Linked DNA regions of Homo sapiens: region 2 is linked to region 1. A link is a loop called in an ENCODE intact Hi-C map of the cell type or tissue named here. Cell type or tissue: PC-3. All regions are shown on one strand. Each heading gives the region's core, and the rest is flanking DNA. Links, peaks and the distances in the headings are about the cores only. Region 1 overlaps LOC107986081 (a long non-coding RNA gene). Region 2 overlaps LOC124909489 (a long non-coding RNA gene).

Region 1 (10,186 bases), core at 1,383-9,382:
TGTCATCCCCACCCCCCCACGGAACACTCACCTGCTTCACCCATTTTCCTAACCTGCCTGGTCCCTGTGGGCAGGGATGGGGCTGAACCAGTGTGCTCTGGTAAAGTTCTACCAGTGGTGGAGATGTCAAAATAGTCCCATGCCTGTGAGTAAACAGCCAGCTCCCTGAGCCCTGGGAGAACCCATCCATCAGCTAGACTGGCACCTTCCCTAGGACCTTCATTCCCAAAGGGGTAAAGTTAGCAAACCCAGTGGCTGTGGTGCAAAGCTGTGGCCGGCACCTGTGCTGACTGCTGTCCTGGCCCATGCTAGCATAGGATGCCTACTGACAGGATGACACTCAAAACACTGAAGTTTGCAACTCCCGACTTAAAGTACCACACACAAGCTCCTTGCTCTCAGAAGGTGGAAGCAGGTAGAGTGATGCTGTTTAAGGTGATATTTTCAAACCTTTCAAGCCTAGTAGTAGAAATCAGTGTAAGCGGTGAAAATGTGCTTTGGATATTGGTTCTAGGAGAGTAAAGAAGAGACCAAAAACAAATAGGAAGTGAGAAATTAAAGAATACATCGAAGAGAAGCTTAAGCTACAGGAAAATCAAGAAACAGGGCTGATACATGTCGGAGATAAACGAAAAATGGCTATACCTCAGGGTAGCCCATTATCAGGGATTTTTTGGCCTCTTTCTACTTTAAAATGATACATAATTACAATAAAGTAACTGTTTTGTAATTAAATACCAAAATAATTAAATTTGAAATTAAACATGATAACATCAAGTTGTTCTGACAGGATTAATTTGTGTCTTAATCTGATAAATCACTTTCATTATTATTAGGATTAAGTTTTAGAGGGAAGAAATTGCAAAAGGAATAGTTCCCGCATTCCACAGAGAAAGACTGACAGGGCTTTGATTCCTCTCACACAGAGCTCTCTCAAAGGTCAAGTGCTGGAGGCTGATTTTTAAGGCACAATTGGAAGAACAAGAGAAGATATTCTTGAAAGGACTGTTTTTCTGATATTCATACCTCAACTATTTTGTGCTTGGATTTTGAAAAGTAACCAAAGTTTCCTCACAAGTTTCTGATCGAATAAATAAATTAATCAGAAGCCAAAAAAAGTAGCCAAATTAATAGTTTCCCATCAAACAACAAACATTTAGTGTCTGTTTTGTGCTAAGTAATACGCTAGAAAATGCAAGCGCATGGGAAGACATGTAAAATACAGTCTCTTCTTTCCAAATGCAAGGCTTTCTTCTCTTGCTGTAAAGAAAAATAATGTATGCATATAGAAAATAAGATGGCAATCCGAAATTCAATAATAATAGAAGGTGCCTATTTGGTAAGACCACAGTACCCAGATATTTTGTTAAACTGTATTTGTTATTCGATATGTTCTGTGAAGGTATTTTTTTTAGAAGAGATTAACATTTAAATCAGTAGACTTTGAATGAAGCAGGTTACCCTCCATAATGTGAGTGGGCCTCATCCAATCAGTTGAAGACCTTAATAGAAAAAGACTAGCCTCCCATCAGAAGGGGAATTCTGCCAGCAGACCACCTTTGGACTTGAACTGCAACTCTTCCCTGGGTCTCCAGCCTGCTGGCCTACCCTGCAGATTTTGGACTTGCCAATCCTCCACTATCACACGAGCCAATTCCTTAAAATAAATCTCTCTCTATATATATATATACACACATCCTGTTGGTTCTGTTTCTCTGGAGAACCCTGACTAATTCAGCACCAAAGTAAGAGATGCCTCAGGGAAGCTCACTCTGTCTTTGGCAGGCTCTATTGTTATAGCAGCAAAGTGCTACAGGTTGGATGAGCCCACGGTGCCCTGATAAAACTGCATTTATAGAAACAGACAGCCCGCCCGTGGGCCACAGTTGGCCAATATGTTTTTTTAAAACTATTGCACAAAAATGTTATTTATCTTGACTACTGAGTTTCTTGGTGTCCCCTTCCATTTTTCACTCCAGATGATGCCTCTCTTGCCCCAACACAGTCCCCACCTGGCTCCTCAAGCAACGTGATCTGAATGGTGTCCATGGGGATAGAGTTCAACTAGCAGGACCAGAAAGCAGCATGGACATGCTGGAAAGATGGCCCTACCATTCTGTACAACCTTGAATAGCTCTTAAACTTCATTGGGCCTTGTTTCTTCTTCTAAAACTAAGTGTTGTAAAAAAAAAATATGAATATAGCAAGTCTTCACACAGGTAGCATCCTGGGTGGAGTGATCTCCATGAAAAGGCCCAGTGAATCCCTGAGATGCTGGGTCGCTGCGCAGTTTCCCAAGGTTCTGGCCATGATCCCTGCTCCAGCCAGCCCAAGGAGAAAGCCTGGGTGGCCTAAGAGGAAGTGCCATCCCTGGTAGGGTGGGCTGAGGGGCCCTGGGAGTGCCTGCCTCTTGGGCTGGATGAAAGTGGACACCTGCCTTCAAGCATGTGTCTCAGTCCACAAGTTATAGGAGAAAGAAGGAGAGGAGAAAGCAGAGGTAGAAAACAAAAGAATCACTCACCCTACAGACTGCCTGCCAAGTTCCTCTGCTGCCTGGAAAGCCCAAGGAGAATTCAGAGATCCCATTAGGTTGGAGCACAGGGCAGGACTGCTTAGGGCAAGATGCTGGTCAGGCTCTCTGAGTTCCCAGGCTCTCAATTTAGGGATTGTTTACTACCCTGCTGGCCTCTCTTTGTATTAGCCACTGCAGCCTTTGAATAAAAGGCATGATGGAGTTGCCAGCCAGAAGTCATTGTGGCCTTTTCTCAGGATCTCAGAGGGCACCCTTTGTCCAGCAAGGTGGCTGCATAGTGGATGATACTTGAAGGGTGTGGCAAGATTTACAGGGACTATGGGAGACTGGCACTGACTCATTGGTTTAGAAAGGACTTGCTAGGCTGGGCAGGCCAAGGTGGGAGGATCCCTTGAGCCCAGAAGTTCAAGACCAGTCTGGGCAATGTGGTGAACTCCATCTCTACTAAAAATACAAAAAATTAGCAGGTGTGGTGGCATGCGCCTATAGTCCCAGCTACTCAGGACACTGAGGTGGGAGGATCACTTGAGCCTGGGAGGTTGAACCATGATTGCACCACTGCTCTCCAGCCTGGATGAGACAGAAGGAGACCCTGTCTCAAAATAAATAAATAAATAAATAAACAAAAAACAACAACAAACAAACAAAACAAAAAACAAAAAACAGGACCTGCTAGCTGCACTCATTGGCCACCCCACATTGGACTCAGGGACATTGCTCACACCCTGTGTGCCCTGGGACAAGTTCCCTGACTACTTCATGACTCAGCTTCCTCATCTGTAAAGGTGTAATCATAATGATAATAACCCCACATGTTTAGCAAATTATTTAGTAGAATGAATGGAGTGCTTTGCACAGAGTAGTTGCTGAACAAATTAGCTGCTGTGTCTATTATTGGTCTTGGGCTGGGCAATGACGTAGGCCAGCCAATCAAAATCCTTCTTTAGGATTTTGTAAACTAGCAGTGGGACAAAAGGCCAGTCCCTCCTAGGTGATGAAGCTTTAAGTTGCAAATGGGGGAGCCATTCCCTGCCATGTACAGGAAGCTGGTTCTGGGAGGACAAAGTCAGAGAAGCAGAGATGGAAGATAGAGGTGAGCTCCTAGTGGCTTTCAAATCCCTGATTCCAGTTGTTTCACGTGGCCCAGCTGCACCTCAGTTGTTCCTGCAGTGTATGATCCATCAAACAAATTCCCCTTTGGGCTGTGGCTAGTTTGAGGGGTATATTAGCATGCTAGGTCTGCCATGACAAAGTACCACAGACTAGGGGGCTTAAACAACAGAAATTTACTGTCTCACAGTTCTGGAGGCTGGAAGTCCAAGCTCAAGGTGTCAGCAGGGTTGGCGTCCCGTGAGGCCTCTCTCTTTGTCTTGGAGACAGCCGCCTTTTCCTTCTTTCTTCGCATAATCTTCGCTCTGTCTAAATCTATGTCCTAGTCTCTTCTTATAAGGACACCAGTCACACTGGATTAGGGCCCGCCCTGATGACCTCATTTGAGTTTAGTTACCTCTTTACTGACCCCCATCTCCAGATATAGTCACATTCTGAGGCACTGGGAGTTAGGACTTCAACATATGAATTAGAGGGGAGGTGGGAAGGTGCAATTCAGCCTGTACTGAGGCATCTGAGTTTTTTCTGTCACCTGTAACCAAGAGAGTCTTGACTGATATGCATGCATACTCATAGAAAATAAAATCTGGGAGAATGTTTATCAAAATCTTAAAAGATACTATTTCTACACGGTAGATTAAGACTGACATTTGTATTTGCTTACCCACATTTTCAATTTTTCTTCTGTAATAAACATGCATTCTCATTGTAATAAAAATGTTTTAAAATATTTCAAAGAATTCCAGAGCCTTGCAGGTGATGGGATGGGGTAAAACCTAAGGGTGACATCTGAAAGCAGCCAGGCAGTGGGAGAGGGCGTAGGTGCTGATTGCTGTGGACAAGGTCTGAGGGCACCCATGGTGTGCCATGGGGTGTTGGCAGAGACTGCCTGAGACAGCTCGGAGATCAGGAAATAAGACATCCCTCTGCCAGTTAAACCATAAAGCATGCAAAAATGGATCCACACAGAGAAATGCCAAGTCACCTTAAAGAGGCAGGAGGGCTGCAGCCCAGACTTGCTGTGATTGGAGGAATTCAAGAGCTAGAGGCAGTGTGTGTTGGGGGCGGGGAACACAGGGGGAACAAGAGAAGAGGGAACGAGAGGCTTGTGGGGTTGGGAGCAACAATAAGCGTCTGGAAGGGATGGTCTTGTGAAAACCAAGCTGCCGTTTGATCCAGACGTCTTGGAAAAATACAAAGTCCCTGTTAGCCTCTTAGGCTTGGCTGCATTTTTGTAAAAAAAAAAAAAAAAAAAAAAAAAAATGGGGAAGCCTTCTGTTTTTCTTTCCTCTTGTTTGTTTATGGTAGAGAAAAATGAGGTTCCTGTGTCTAGACCAGAGGGAAAGGGGGTAAAGACCATGAAGAGCCATGCTGGCCACCTGATGGGGCCACAGGCACTGAGACCTGTCCTTGGTCAGCCAGCATTGGGAGAGGTTTGGGGAGCGTGTGCTTGAGAGAGGGCCGTCATGCAAGAGGGGTCCATCAGCATTGAGGGAGGGGAGGCCTGGGGATAAGAAGGATGAGTAGATGCTCCCCAGGGGTGGGGAGAGCCCGGCAGCCTTCCAGTACAGTCATCTCCAGGACTGCAGAGAAAGCTGCTTCCTGTTCTGGGCTCTGTCATACCCCCCTTCATTACTCCCCAGCCTCAATCAGATTCCATGACACACAACAGCATCCTGTTAGCAGTGCTTGGGGGAATGAAGACAGAGGGTGGTGACTACATGAGAGGGAAGGACAAAAAGAGGGGGCAGCAGCCCAGGTGGGGAGAAACAGGGGGCAGGCTTCAGGGAGTTTGAGACAAACTCCCTTTTCTCAAAAAGAAAGGGAAAGAGGAGCAACGAAATACAGGGAGGCTAGCCAAGGGGAAGACACAGGCAATGATAATTGTCATGTACTCTTTTCTGAGCAACAGCTCCCTCACATAGAGCAGGAATCCCGTGGCTCTTTAAGGAGGAGGTATAAGACACTGATTCTGAATCGACCCTACAAGGGCTGGGGTGGCAGGCATTCCAGGCAGATCTTAGATGATGAGGCTTAGAGAGGCCCAAGGTTACGCAGCTCAAACATGAAAGAGACGGGGTTGGAACGTGGCTCCACCTGACTTCCAAGGGCAGCATGTCTCTTATTGCACCACAAGGCTGCCCGTGATGCTGTTGCCTCCAGCTCTGGCAGGGCAACATGGAGTCCTGACCCACAAACAGTCCTGTCCTTCTCTTATCACTGCTGAAGCTCCAGGACTCAGCCATTATGAAATCCAACCAAGCTTCTGGTGGTGAGTGCCTCATTACCCTGTAATCCCCGTTTATAACAGAGGTTTTCTTCCCTGGAGAACATGGGCTGAGGATCCTTGGACATGAGAACCAGAAGTGCTGGCTAGTTCTGTCTCTCCCTGGAAACGTGGCCATCTCTTGGGAGTTTGCTTCCTGCAAGTCAGTCCCGGCACCTATCACCTTTGGGTGTTGTACCAGTTGCTGCTTTGCTCTGCCCAAGCTCCTTGGATCCCCTTCACCATTTTTGTGCCCATAGACACCTCTTGTGCTTTCTCCTTAACAGCCAGCATCTGAGGACAGCTCTCAGGCTGCTGAAACCCACTTTGCCTGTGTGCATGGAGAGCTGGAAATGCCTGGGATGTGCCTCTTCCTGGGGCTACCTGTGACTAATGACTGATCAATCCCCAGCTTCCCCCACCCCCAGACACTCTGAGGTGTCACCTGCCCTATCTCCAGAGCTCACCTGGGGGAAACAGCCAAAGTTACCCTCCAGGCAGGATGTCACACTCCTGCTTCTTGGTCCTACTTTCCCACTTGCCTACCCGTTTTTCCAGGGAACAATTGCTAATAAATCTTTTTCAAATGAATTGCTTCCAGATGAATCCTCATCTCAGGGTTGGCTTTGGGGAACTCAAACTAAGACAGTTATATTAACAAATCTAATTGCTGAGCCTCCAAAGCTGAGAACCAGCAGACTGGTTCCATGGGCTGAATTTGGCCAGCAGTTGTATTTTGTTCAGCATGCCTCCTCATCCCTCCTGATCTCTTCTCAAAGCAAACACTCTGTTTGCCATGTGGAAATAAAATTCTTGACCTTGGCTAATAGAGTGCTTATCAACTGTGTTGATCCTTCACAAAGAAAAGCAATGCATGTGGCCACCACATAGCAAGTGCTTCAAGAGCCACTAGTATCTCCTGCAAACTTTGCAATTACCTGTGAGAAAGAAGCTAACATCGTCTGATTTTAACTGATGAGGATTCTGATTCATAAGGGCTTGTTTACCCAGTTTCATATCTGGGGGCCAGCAGAGATGGGGTTTGAACTGAGGCAATTTGACTCCAAAAGACATGTTCTAACCACTGTGTCACATAGAGACCCGGGAAACCCACGCCTGCCCTCCTGGCCCCCAATCAAGGCCATCTCATAACTGGTGGGATTTTCACCTGGTTTTTGAAACTTCGATTTGGTTTTTGCTTGTCTCTTTCCCTATTATTTACTTTCTTTCTTTCAACAGCTTAGGGCTTGATTTGGGTAGGCACAAGAATAAAAAATGATTGAGGACGATGTATTTTTGGAGGAATTTGTATCTTTCTGTAAAAGAAAAGACTAAGCATCTACATATATTTAAATTCTCAAATTGCAAAGTGGCAGTTCCTGGGACCCAGAAATTCCACAGAATTTCTAAGGCTGCTTCCAGAAACTGGACCTTTATGTGCATGGGGCTGTGGGTGAACCAGAGCAAGTCGTCAGGAGAGGAAATCTGCCCCCCTCCCCACCTTGTGCCACTCCTCCTCCAACAAGCTGTCAACTCTGCAGTGGAGAACAGTGCCAGCCTGCAGGCTTTCTGTTCCCAGAGCTCAGGGGATGACTCAGTTACTGAGGTATTTCCTTTTTTCATAAGCCTACCATGCAGAGATTTTCAAATTATTTCCCTGAAATGTTTCTCCCCTCACCTTTGCTGCATGCCTTGTCTCCAGAAGGCACAATTTTCAATAGATTCTTCCTAACAACGTACCAGCCAGCATCTATTAGGCTCTTCTTAGATGCCAGACACCCAGCTCAGCATTTCATATCTGTCAGCCCAGCGCTCCCTCACAGCCACACTGGAAGGTCTGCATACTAGGCTTCCCATTTTCTGGATGAGGAAAAGGAGGCCCAGAGAGTTTGCCCAAGGCCATTTTGTCCAGAAGTAGCAGAGGTGGAGCTCAAACCCTTGCCAGTTTGCTCAAACCCTTTAACCACTCTGCTATACTGCCCCATTACTATTAAAATATTCTTTTTATCCATGGTAGATTGTATTACTTGTCTGAAATCGTTGCTACCCTCCTATCCCTTGATATGACTTTCCCGTGGGCAGATCCTCTACCCTTAACTTTGGCTTTGGCCATATGGCTTGCTTTGGCCAATGGAAAGAGGATGGAAGTTAGAGTGTGTCATTCTGAGCTGAGGCCCTAGGCAGATAGCACGTTCCTGCCAGTCCTCTTGGCATTTCCACTCTCTGCCACAAGAAAAGCACATTCCTGAAGCCAGCTTGAGCCCCAGCAGAAAGCTGGGACAGCTCACTCTACCTGTGGGACAGTCTTGGTCCCAACCTGATGCCCTGAGTGAGCCCCTCTCATCTAAACTTGGCTGAGTCCAGCCAAGACCAGCCAAAGCACAGCCAACCAGCACATGGTGGGTACAAAATCAGTGGTTGCTGTAAGCTACTGAGCTATCAGGGCTGTTTGTTATGGGTCATTTTTGCAGCAAACCTCTCATCAATATATGTATTATCATTCTAGTCTAGCCAGTGCCACATGGACCGGCTCTCAGCATCATGGTGGTGGAGTGCAGGATCACACTCTCAGGGAATGAATGGGTCTGTGAAATCATCTGACCCGGCTCCCCTTCCTAGCCTTCATCCCTCCCTGCCTCCTAAGGCAGACCTCTTCTTCTCTGGACACTCTGAAAGGAAGTCTTCCCTAGGTTGAACTTTGAAAGTCTGTGTTCAGCCAACAATTCATGATTCCTGCCTCTTCTTCATAAGATTGGCACCTGAGTCCCTCACAACCTTTGTCACTCTCTTACAAGCACACTTCTGCTTGTCAATGTCCCTCCTAAGCTACGGGTAGGGCCACTTGCTGGTTTGCTCTCATATCCCTGCCGTGTCCTGTTTCCCATTCTTCTCTGCATCGTAGAGGGGTGAGCCCTGCGAATGAGTGTCCTGGAGTTCTTGCTCACTGGCTTGCAGATAGGTGTGGCTATCAAAAGGCTCTGGGGAGAGATTGGGAGAGGAGAGACAGGGAGGAGCCAGGGTACTTCTCCCCACTATCCCTGCTCCAGGTAGTGTTTCTGGCAATGGCTGAATGTTCTCCATGGGTCCAGCTCCTTCTGTCAACAGGCCTCCCACTGTATCCTCTCCTTCCAAGTCCTATCTAGTGGCCCCTAGAACCCAAGTTTGGGAGTATCCCCTCCTCCTTTGACCCTTCCAGCCCAAGGGGTGATGGTGGCTTCTAGTTGTAGCTAAACTCTCGGTTGCCTCTCCTTCTCCTGTTTCTTTTGCAGCTAACTCTTCTGACCCTTTGCCCTTCCCATATTAAATCCCCCTCATCTCAACTACTTGGCCTGGACCATTCTGTTTTCCTCAATGGACATTGACTAATACAGCCTCCTGACTTTTCAGGGATTCATCTCACATGATATACAACATGCCCACCCTTTATGCAAACAGAATTTACATGTGAAAATAGGACATGAGTTGAATTGCAGTTGACTAGCTAACAAAATGTTAAATTTTGTAGCTGTTTAATTATCAATATATTAATTTCGAATAAAGTTTTATTTTAGCACTGTTTTGCCAACATGTTTTTCCCTAGCCCTTGGGACACTTTTGTAGCCCTTAAAAAGCTCATGGGCTCTGTGGACAAAATCACTCTGATGGTGGTGACTGAAGTAAACAAAGATCAGTTGCAAGAGACTGTCTACTCCAGAGAGTTGCTCTCTCAGTGAAAAGCCAAGAGGAAAAGGAACCCAAATCTTCACTGTTGGGTGCCATTTTGCCCAGAAATTCTCTACTTTCCCATCCAATAAGACAGTGTTTTTATCCTTTAAGAGGCCCAGAGCTCTGAAAGACTTTGTGTCTATGAGATGGAGTTTCTTCATGATCTGAGAGGCAAGAGGATTGTAAATGTGTCAATGGAATTCAGATTTCCCAAGTTGCCCAACCACTATAATACAGTTAAAAGCAAAACTCCCCTGGAAGGCTGCCGAGACTCTAAGGCAGGATGCTGCACAGCCTTGAGAAGACAAACAGCAGCTCTGACAGCCCCTCCTTTGCAAATGGATTTGGCTCTGTGAGCTGGGCTCCACAGCACGGTGAGACTTAGCCCTGCTACTGAGCTGTGTGGCTCATCCTGGTAGGAAAATGGCCACACCTGGGAAAAGAAAATGCTGCTGAGGCCTGAGGCCAGCACCCAGACACTGAGCCCTGAGTCTTCTCATCAGGCCGATGGGAAGAGTTCATCTCGTCAGCCAGATGAGGAGCTGGGCCATGGCAAACACATGGGGCTGTGG
Region 2 (10,186 bases), core at 1,398-9,397, 230 kb before region 1:
TACCCCTCCTTTTAAAAAAATGATTTCAATTAAATGGTTTGAAAGTCAACCACAGTGTTGGATGCCAGCCAGCGGCCATGTCTTTCAGACAAGGATGTCACGGCACTCAGCATGCCTCCAAACTGTTTCTGGCAGCCCCACCCAGCGTCAGCTGAATACGCTAAGTGAAAAGGGTTAAAACAGGAAGATCAGCTAAACATCTCTTTTCCATGGCTGGAAAATCCTGTCCTGTCCTGACACCAAATAGGTTTAACGTTCTACCCTCACAGTTACCATAAAGGACATGAAGGGCTTGAGGATGGTTGAATGGAAAGCATACCTGTCACTTGTCTTTGGTGCTGTCCTCTTTAAGGCTTGGTGGAATCATTCACATGAATTGTTAGATGAGGCACATCCCTTCCTGCAGTCACCAGTGTCAGGTATTCACCTGACACATGGAGGAGCCGAATCTCCAGGCCCCACAGTGTGCTGCTCTTCTAGTTCATGTCCCCGTGCAGGTAAGAGCCTGGGTGGGCCTTGTAGCCACATTTGCTCAGGTTCAAATCCCAGCTGGACCGCTTCTACCTCTGTGACACTAAGCATGTTGCTTTACCTCTCTGGCCTCATTTTGCTTATCTGTAAAATAGGCATAACCATAGCACCGGCCACACAGGATTGCTGTAAGGATTCTGCGTTAATACATGTCAATCACTCAGAACAGTGCTGGTACACATATAGCAGGCAGTGGGTAAATGTAAGCTGATATTAGCATAGACTGGGAAATTTGTCAAAACTCACTGCCATTTGCATAGTACATAGGCAGAGCGCATGGTAAAATTCCACAGGGCATATCTTTTAGGGTCTTCAGATATTAACTGTACTCTCTTGCCTGCGAATTACAGAAATCTGGCTGCAAGGATGCCTATCTAGTCTTCATGCCTCCCGCTGGTCTCTATGTTACCTTGGTAGCCTTTGGTGGATGTGAGGAAGCATTCTGGGGGTATAAGCGCTGGGACTGTGATTAGGTTCCCCGGGGCCTGAGTCCTAGGCCTGCTGCTGTGTGACTTTGGGCAAGTTGCTTGACCTGTGAGACTCTTACAATCCCCACATTAGCAATGGTGAGACTTGGTTTTACACAGCAGGGTTATTTTGAGGATTAAATAAAAAAGTACACGTGAGGTGCATGGCATGCCGCTGGGAACACCATAAGTGCCCCATAAATAATGGCCATTATGGTTATGGAGCCCCTGCAAAGCACCTGGGCTTCCCTCTCCAATTCTCCATCCATCTGCTTCCTCATCTCCTCACAGCCTTCATGTAGATGTTGTGAGAGTTATGTGGGACTGGGGAGGGAAAGCTGCCAGCATGGGGCCTGGTTTCCAACACAGACTCTAGAGATGAGGCGGTGCTCACTGCTGTTAAACCACAGTTCACCCTGGCTGATTTCTTGCTCCAAATAGCCTTCAGCTCCATACAGTCCTTTTTGTGTTAGTCTAGACTAATTCTTGCTAAGACCTATGAGTGGTTTTTAGATGATGGTGTGCATGTATAGATTTGAAAGTCCCATGTTTGGACAGAGCTGAATATGCATCCTGATGTGAGTGCCTAGACATCATTATGGTAACTGTGAGGGGAGGACATTAAACCTATTTGGTGTCAGAGGTGTCAGGACAGGATTTTTGCCCTCTGTGTGAAAAGTATTTTGCTACACAAAAGAGCAGTATGCTTCCCTTGCCAACCCAGCCACTGAACACTGCCCTTTCCCTCCTGCTTTTCCCAGGTGCTACTGGAACGTCTAACAAATAGCCTTATCATGAGTTGAGCATGTACTATGTTTCTGTTACCAGCCTGGATGCTTCACATTCATTATCTTCTTTTTTTTTTTTTTTTTGAGATGGAGTCTTGCTCTGTCGCCCAGGCTGGAGTGCAGTGGCGCGATCTCGGTTCACTGCAAGCTCCACCTCCTGGGTTCATGCCATTCTCCTGCCTCAGCCTCCAGAGTAGCTGGGACTACAGGCGCCCACCACCACATCCAGCTAATGTTTTGTATTTTTAGTAGAGATGGGGTTTCACCATGTTAGCCAGGATGGTCTCGATCTCCTGACCTTGTGATCCACCCACCTCGGCCTCCCAAAGTGCTGGGATTACAGGTGTGAGCTACAGCACCCGGACCATTATCTTCTTTAATTGAAATAGTACTGTTTTACCAATTTCTCACTTAAGGAAATGGAAACTTTGAAATGACAATTAGCTTACCCAAAGTCATAGCTAGCAAGTGGCCATAGAGACCAGGAGCTTTCCAGGCTACAGGGCTACACAACACATCTTTGGTGTGATGCCATTTCAGCTGCTAGGCATCAGAGTCGAGGGTGGACCTCCTGAATTACCAACTCTCTTTGTCATTTATTTTTTCCAAGGTATAGCTATGCCACATGGAATATTTTCCTCCTCCTTTTATTGTTTTGATGAATCCCATACTCAGTTTTTAATTTTTCTCCCGGGGGAGGATGTAGCAAAAAACAAGACTTCTTTTCTGTAAAAATTAGGAAATTCCAGCATCTTAGCACATTTCATCGGGTGTGCTAAGAGTACTCTCTCGCCTGCCAATTATAGAATTAGCTGCAAGGACCCCTATCTAGTCTCCATACCTCCCACTGGTCTATACATCCCAATTCTAACCCTATATATCCCAATTCTGCTGCACTGATCTTAATCTACTTTTCATTCACCAATCTCTTGAATATAATCAGTTTGCTAATTAAAACATGATGGAATCAAGCTATTTGCAAAATTAGGAGTTCTGACCCTCTGGCCTCTGTGGCCCAGGTGAGGTCCTCTGAGACACATACATGTGTTGCCTTGGCGAGAATTCATGCTGAGAAGACAGTCCATTCATCTTAGGTCTTGCTTAACTAGCAGAATGTAAACATCTTTGAACTTTGCTTACTGGATAAAAGGCAGCAAGCATTAGCTTCTCATTAGCTTCCCACTGCATTTCCTCCTGCAGGATCAATCACACATCCAGCCCAGACACGTGGCCCCTGCTTGTAATTAATCTTGGAAAGGCGTAGCTCTTCTGTGGATGGATTGCTGTATTTGAGCGCGGCTTTCAGAGGGGAGGGGTAGGAGAAATAAAGGCTGGAAGCAGAATAATAAGCACCAGTGTTTGAGAAGTCTGCTCTGTGCCCTGTGCTGCAAGCAGCTTTTTTTAATGGTTGATTCACTGCCAGAAAATTTGCTTTTGCCTGAACGCGACTTAGCATCAGGGAGGGAATTTATGATTTCTTCTTTTCCACAGTGTGAATTTCATGCCTTAGTTAGTTGCGTTTTTTTTTTTGGCCAAATTGAAGTTGTCTAAATCCTATATTTTGGGTGGTTGTAGAGTTATGCTCCATACTCTCTCAACCTGTCTGAGGGATGGAAGTTCCTGGATTCTTCTATTCACAAGGATTTAACTGTGACACTTGCATACAACTGAAAGAGACCTTCTTTTGACCTTGTTCTCAGAACTCTGCTTTTCTAATTCTTATTTGAATTTTAAATGCTTTAAGGTGGTTGGATTTTTTTCTTTTTTAAAAAATTGTGGTCATCTCAGTTACCAGGCTGGTAGAGGGCAGTTGGGAAGGCAGTAATAACAAGGAAGTGAAGATCCCATGAGTATTGATCATCAGAGATGGCTAGGACTTGAGGCACTAAGGATTGTCACCTCCTTGCCTTTACTGAATAGTATTTGTTGCTATTTTGGAAACCAAATTGCAGAAAAACCTTTACGGAAACTCAATTTACACAAAACCCACCTAAGGAGTGACGTCCTCAAAAGCTCTAGGAGGACTGTGTGAAAAGGCAAGTTTCCTTGCTGCCCCGAATATCATGTGTGAGACACACTTCATTTTAAGGGCCATGCCCATTATGTAAAAGGAGGTGCATCTGCATTTATCTCCGAAAAGGGATTTCTTCTGACAAAGCATTTCCCTCCCCTGCAAGCCTTGAAAGACATATAGACAACACGAGGATTAAGATATATTGACAATGGGAGGATTATTTCCTTACCTGGTATATGACAAATGCCTACTAATAAGTGAACGAGACAATCCTGTCTCCATTTTCTCTCAAATGCCCTGACCTTGTGGTCAGTACTCATGGGGTTACTGACCTCGCTTATCCTGCTGCCTGCCCAGGACCCTGGGGACAAACCATCCTGGCAAGCCTGAGACTGCCCGCCCAGACAGAGGGGGCCCTTGGGCTCTGCCCACAGGAGCAGGTAAGCCGTTCTCACTTCCTCTTGCATGCCCACCTCTTTTGCCTCAGCTCTTGCATTTCTGTTGCCGGAACTCAAAATGCTTTCTTGTCAGACAAAATGTATATTTGGAAAGTATATTTGTTGGAAAACTTGACTGGCATTGAGACCTCAAAGGCCTGGCTGGGCATTTCTGGTTAGCAGCAGAGACCTAATTTTTCTTTTTGAAAGTCCTGCTTCCTCCCCACAATTCCTGGCCTTGCAGCCCTGTGAAATTTCCTAGGCTGCTTCCCCTTCTGCCATGATTGTAAGTTTCCTGAGGCCTCCCCAGCCATGCTTCCTATACAGACTGTGGGACCGTGAGCCATTTAATTCTCTTTTCTTTATAAATTACCCAGTCTCATGTAGTTCTTTATAGCAAAGCAAGAACAGGACTAAAACAATATGTTTATATTCTCTTCTCTCCAGTAGTTCTCCCAAGAAACTCTCTCTTAAAAAATGCAGCAGCTAATAGAGTTTTGGAGGAAGAAAACCCTTTAATGAAACATGATTTCCTAGAGTAGCAGTAAGGGGAAGTTCTGCTTCTGAACAAAATGAGTTACCTCAACACCACCACAAAATACTCAGGGAAAGGTAACCAAGAACAGGCTTCTGAGAACGAATGAGTCACCCTCTCTTACACTCTGCAGCCTGAGCTGGGAGACACTGGCACACACATGCTGACACCGGCAATGACTCACTTCAGTCTCACCTCCAGACCTGTCAGATCTCCTGGCCATTATTTAGAGAAATCACTAGCAAAATTGAAGGACAACTTACAAATCCAAATCACCCTATAGTTCTTAACCAACTTCTAAGGGCTGTGAGCAGTCGCCTCATGGGGGGGTCCTCTCCCCAAACTCTAGGCTGAGGCACAGAGGTTGACATGAATCTTCCAGAATGTCATTATTGGAGCAGCTCAAGGATCCACCTCTGTTCGCCCCTGAGGGAGACACAGGTGAGCTGGAGCTGGTGAATTCTGGAACTCTGGCTCTTTGTACCACACCTCAAAAAAGCCTCCAGTCCTGGGGTTAGGGGGCAGCTTTCCTGCAAATGGATGTGCTCACATGCCTGGGGAAGGGGCTTATTCAGATGCACAAACAGGAAGAACACGAAAGTGGGAGAGACCAAGGCAGGGGACAGAATTCAAGGGGTCCATGCAGCTTTCTTGGTAACACTTTTTAAAAAATTATTTGTGCAATTATTTACTGACATAACTGAATGAGGAATGCTTAGAAAAATATCCCTGAGACTTTGCTCAAAGTAAAACACTTCCATAACCCTAGGTATTAAATTTTAATGTTGACACTGAAAGACCATATTCTGAGACAGTGTCTGAAGCACAGACAAGAGCAAAGACCCCTTCCCCATGGGAAGTGAATCCCAGGGAGAGGGTGGAGAGGGGCAGGGACATGAGTCATGTCTCCATGCCCCAGAGCTGACCACTCCCCTGACTTTGCTATGTTCTACAGCCTTGTAACGCTGTCCAGTGCTCACTCTGGGCTTGTTTTCTTATTGCTAAGATGGAAATAACAATACCCTTGAGCCTCAAAAGCAGACCATCATGTGTCTGGCCCAACGCCATGGCTACAGCAACTCAGAACCCAATCATATGGCACAGAAAAAACCTACCTACTGACCTGTTGGTGCTGCTGAGCCTCTCCATCCTTGTTCTGGACAGAAACTGAGAAGTCCAACCTCATCCTTCATTCTGCAAGAAATTTTCAGGAATCAGTCACTCTCTTGTCACCTTAACTTCAAGGCAAACCTTTTCAGACTCAGAAAAAGCAAACTTGGGACTCAGTTGAACTTCATAGGGACCATGAAAGATGGTCCACTATATAATGGACCTGCCGTCTTAACCCTGGGCTAAAAAACTGTGGGTGGGGGTGGGTGGTCGAGGTTGGGGGGGAGGGTGTGGTGGGTGAAGAGTTCTGCCTGCCTGGGCACTCACTGCTGGATTCTCCCTGCACTTGCACATTCTTTAACAAAGTGACAAGGCACAGCTAACATTATCATGCACCCTCAAGTGCCTCTTAGTTCACTTCACGCGATGCTTCTAGTGACATGCTTTTATGAATCTTTGAAGCATAGGTGGTGAGAGGATGAAGATTTTTCTGTTTTAGGGCTCGGTGCTCTCAGACTGTGTGTTTGTGACACCATCCTTCCCTACCCCCCTCTCCCTCCCATTCTACATCACTAGAAAGAAAAAAAAAGGGATGGGATACTCTTTAGACAAGCATCAAGCCCACAACTTAGCTGATGTCCTTCCTTTGTTCCCTACTCCTGAGGGCTAAGGCAATAGCTACAGACCTGGGGGCAGGAGAAGGGGGACTTTCACGTGAAGCTGAAGAGACGGGTGAAATGAGAAAATCTTTAGCAAAGCCCATCTTCTCAGCTGACGATATGGTTGCACTTCAGTTCTCCTTGTCCTTGAGAGGCAATAAAATGGGATGTGAAAAGATGGGGAATAGGTCAAGGTTTTGTCCCCATCTTGCAGATGGGGGAAACTGAGGTAGTGGAGCTTAAAGCAGCCAATTAACCTTTATGAAACTACAGGTTGGTAGGGGCCATACATATTTAGCAAACATCTTTAGCTTTCCTTTGAAACTAATGCTTTTTATTTTCTTGACTCCTATGATGGGTCCAGACCAGCAAAGTGAAGATGAGCAAGTCAGCTCCTCCACAACATTGATTCAAACTAAGTTGGCAGGGGCGTTAAGATGAGCACACTGCACTTGAGGAGGTCTGAAAGGGGCTCTTGCAGGGACACTCTGGGTACGTGGGAGAGAAGGAGAAAGCTCAGCAACACACACCTAATGATTAGATGACAGTTTCTCCATCTGTAAAATGGGATGACATTCTCCTTGGCTGGTAGAGGGAATAAAAGATAATCCTTGGGCTCAATCAACAGTTACAGTAATTGGCAGCTCACCAAGAGGTGCCTCTAATACCACAGAAATAAGCCCAGATACCAAAATGGGGAGTTCCCATCGCCAGCTCTGTCCTGAAGGAGTGGCACACGCTTGGCACATTCATTCTAAATTACGCCCCTGGCCTTAGGGTCCATTATGCCAAAGGATAATGTATTTGTGGCACCCACTGTGTCCTTGGAAGAGGTTTTCTCCAGGATGTGGAAGAAAAATTTAAAAGGATCAAAATAGAGGTATCAGTTAATTCATAGCCAAGATAGCGTATATGGTGTTTAGGTAGTTGTAGTAAAAGCAAAGAAAAATAATGGAGAGAGGAAACCTCACACAACTCATGTTGGTAGAAGAGCTGAATGGCAATATTGAAAAACATTTTGATGCTCATTAGGTAACTGTGCCACTTTGTCCCTGGCAGTTAAGTGCCTATCTCTGGTCTCTGACACAAAGTGATCTTACCACCTCCACTGAAATCGGAGAGCCCATCTCAATGACAGCACCCCCACCAATGTGTCCAGCTTATGGAGCTCAGCCACCGCAGTGATCTCCCAGGCCAATGGGGATGTGAAAAGTCACTGACAGGCCGCTCAAGGCCTTACTGAAGGGAGTATCCTCTGAGCCTGCTCCAGGGACAGAGTGTGAATGTGGGTGTGCAGGGCTCACATTATAATTTGATTCCCACATCCCAGCCTTCTAAGCCTTTGATTCTATCCTCTTACATGATGCCAAGGAAGTTTTGGAAACCGCATGGAATGTAGAACCATTGAGTCTCACTTTCAGCTAACCAACCAAACTTTTTTCTATCTCTTGGAGCCACTTCCAGCTGCTCAGCTGACATATAAAATTCAGGATCTCTCAACTCCATCTTTGGTCCAACATCCTTATAATCCATTCCTATGCACATTCTTCAGGTTTTCACCAACATAAATTAGCAAAATTTTGCAATCCTTTTGTAGGGATGCCCCTCCTGCCCTAGGAAGCAGACAGTCCCCTGCCTTCCACTTGGTGGAGGGTCTAGGCTGAGGCAAGGCTCCTGGGCTGCAACCCTCCTGCTCCTCTAGTGACCGCTGGTGTTTCTGCCTGCAAAAACGGTTCTTCAGGAAGCAAAACTTGCTGACAGAGACACTCTGCTCTATTTGGTGTTTTGCCAGAGATTTTACTTTGATTTAGAAATTGAAGAATCCCTCTGATCCTGAGAAGGTCCCAGAGGAAAGAACCTGAGGAGACACCCTGCAGCTTTCTGGCCTGACAAAGCTGCTTTTCTGAATTAGTCTTTCCAGGAGGGGGCTGAAGACTCAATATTCACCTCCCTGGCACCTTAAACTCCCACCTATATACTCCCTCCAAATGCAAGAAGACTTGAATTGTTATCAAAGACAGACTATGAAAAAGCAGCAGTAACTGAGTTCAGGTTGGCTGAGGAGGGCTAGAGATAGCTGGCTTAGCTGGAATCTTCTGCAACCCCTCTGTTGCAGTAGCCATCTTTCACCAAGCCTGACCATGCCTGGTGCTCCACAAACCCCCTCCCCAAGCCTTGCAGCAACCCTGAAAGGTGGGCATCATTGCCCCCAATTAATGGGTGAGGAAATGGAGACTCGGCCTCACTCATGTGCTTCCCCTGCCTCCACCATTCTCCCAGTGATAGTGATGACAAGCCCAGGAGGCTGGTGCTCATTCCCCAGATGCCGAGACAACAGTGTGCCTCTGGATCATGATGGCGGGGAGTGGTCATGGGCTTCTGGGTCAGTCACGAGCATTTGGCTTGTGCTTGAGCCATAGTCCTCCTGTCCCCAGGCGTCTTCAGGGAGTGTGGCCCTTCCTTTCCTCACAGGCAGGCAGGTTGCCTACTCTTCACTGCTTTTCCAAATGTCCCCGATGAAGACGGGAGACTGATTCATGCCATTCCATTTTATTCATGTTTTAGAAGCACCTCTTTAAAACTTTAGTTTTGAAAAGCTTGGAACTGGCAGCAAAATGGACATTCTTGGTTATCCAGGAAGGTGAAAACTCACACGGCCTCTGAAATGTACATGAGAAAATGTATGATTCCTTTAATGCAAAGTGATCCTCTGCCAAGTGGACTCAGTTCTCGGAAATCATGTTTTTTGCTTTGAGACGAATCACTGACGGGAATGTGCAAGGTTAAAACATTTAAAACAGGATTCAGCATCAGTGTACAAGTATAACCAGAAGGTTGTTTTATCAACCTTTTTTTTCTCTCTCTTTTTTTTTTTTTTTTTTTTTTTAAAGCAAGTAAGCTCAATTCCTGAGTTACTGTTGGAAGCTTTCCGAAAGATAAGGCTTCAGTGAGAGAGCTGGACTTTGGATCAGACAGACCCATCAGTCTGCCTTGCTCTGGCCTCCCTAGCCATGCAGGTTCTTGAGCAAGCTAGTGAGCTCAGTTTCCTTTGGGTGAGCTAGGGACAGCAACCCCTTCAGAGGGTTTTTCTGCAGATGAGGTCGGGGAAAGGGAATGAGCATGGGCTACATAGGAGAACAGAGGAGCCCAAGACACCTTAGTTTTATTCTCCTTGCTCTTGGGACTTCCATTTCTGGAAGATAATTTTTCCACACCTCCCAAGAATTTCTTTGATTCAACATCTAAAAAGGCTGGGTTTGACACTACAAAATTTGGTAAGCAGTGATTCCATAAAGCAAACCAACAAGAAACACGTAAGCACCAAAGCTGAGTCAATGGGCTGGTCACTGCGACTGTGAAGGGAATACCAATGTAACTCACTAGACTTTGAATACAGAGAGATGTTGTTCACAATGATTACCAGACAGAAGTGTTCCCTGTTACCTACACAACCATAAAATTAGTCAGCAATTTCCAGTTAAAGCTCCTATTCCAGGCAGTAAGAGAATAAGCGAAAACCAAATCCTCCCAATCAAGCTTAAGAACAGGATAAGAGAAATAAGTACATTGCACATGCCAGTTGTGAGGAAGGTGAGGATTTAAATCCCTGGGTGATAGAATTCTGCTGGCGCTTCAGTTTTTATC

Evidence for each region. A loop is a pair of places that touch in the nucleus more often than their neighbours do. Peaks named below come from ENCODE experiments on the same cell type or tissue, not always from the same donor. Only the 100,000 strongest peaks of a DNase experiment are listed, where the experiment ranks them.
Region 2: it touches region 1 in a loop (2.1-fold over the local background); 6 of 110 quality-filtered maps call a loop at or near these places.

Annotation. Positions count from the first base shown.
Region 1 is chr3:43,867,597-43,877,782 of GRCh38, reverse strand. The region is part of intron 1 of LOC107986081 (a long non-coding RNA gene); the gene reads left to right. Among named protein-coding and RNA genes, the nearest start is that of ABHD5, 180 kb to the right of the region's middle. In PC-3, for the core only: no CTCF peak of the experiment used is centred there; DNase peaks (open chromatin) are centred at 4,652, 5,272, 6,362 and 7,462; H3K27ac peaks cover 7,019 bases.
Region 2 is chr3:44,099,837-44,110,022 of GRCh38, reverse strand. LOC124909489 (a long non-coding RNA gene) reads right to left here. Exons shown (of 5, transcript XR_007096256.1): 3 at 5,896-5,966. Among named protein-coding and RNA genes, the nearest start is that of MIR138-1, 9.3 kb to the left of the region's middle. RefSeq lists an enhancer at 5,012-5,171. In PC-3, for the core only: no CTCF peak of the experiment used is centred there; a DNase peak (open chromatin) is centred at 4,902; H3K27ac peaks cover 1,461 bases.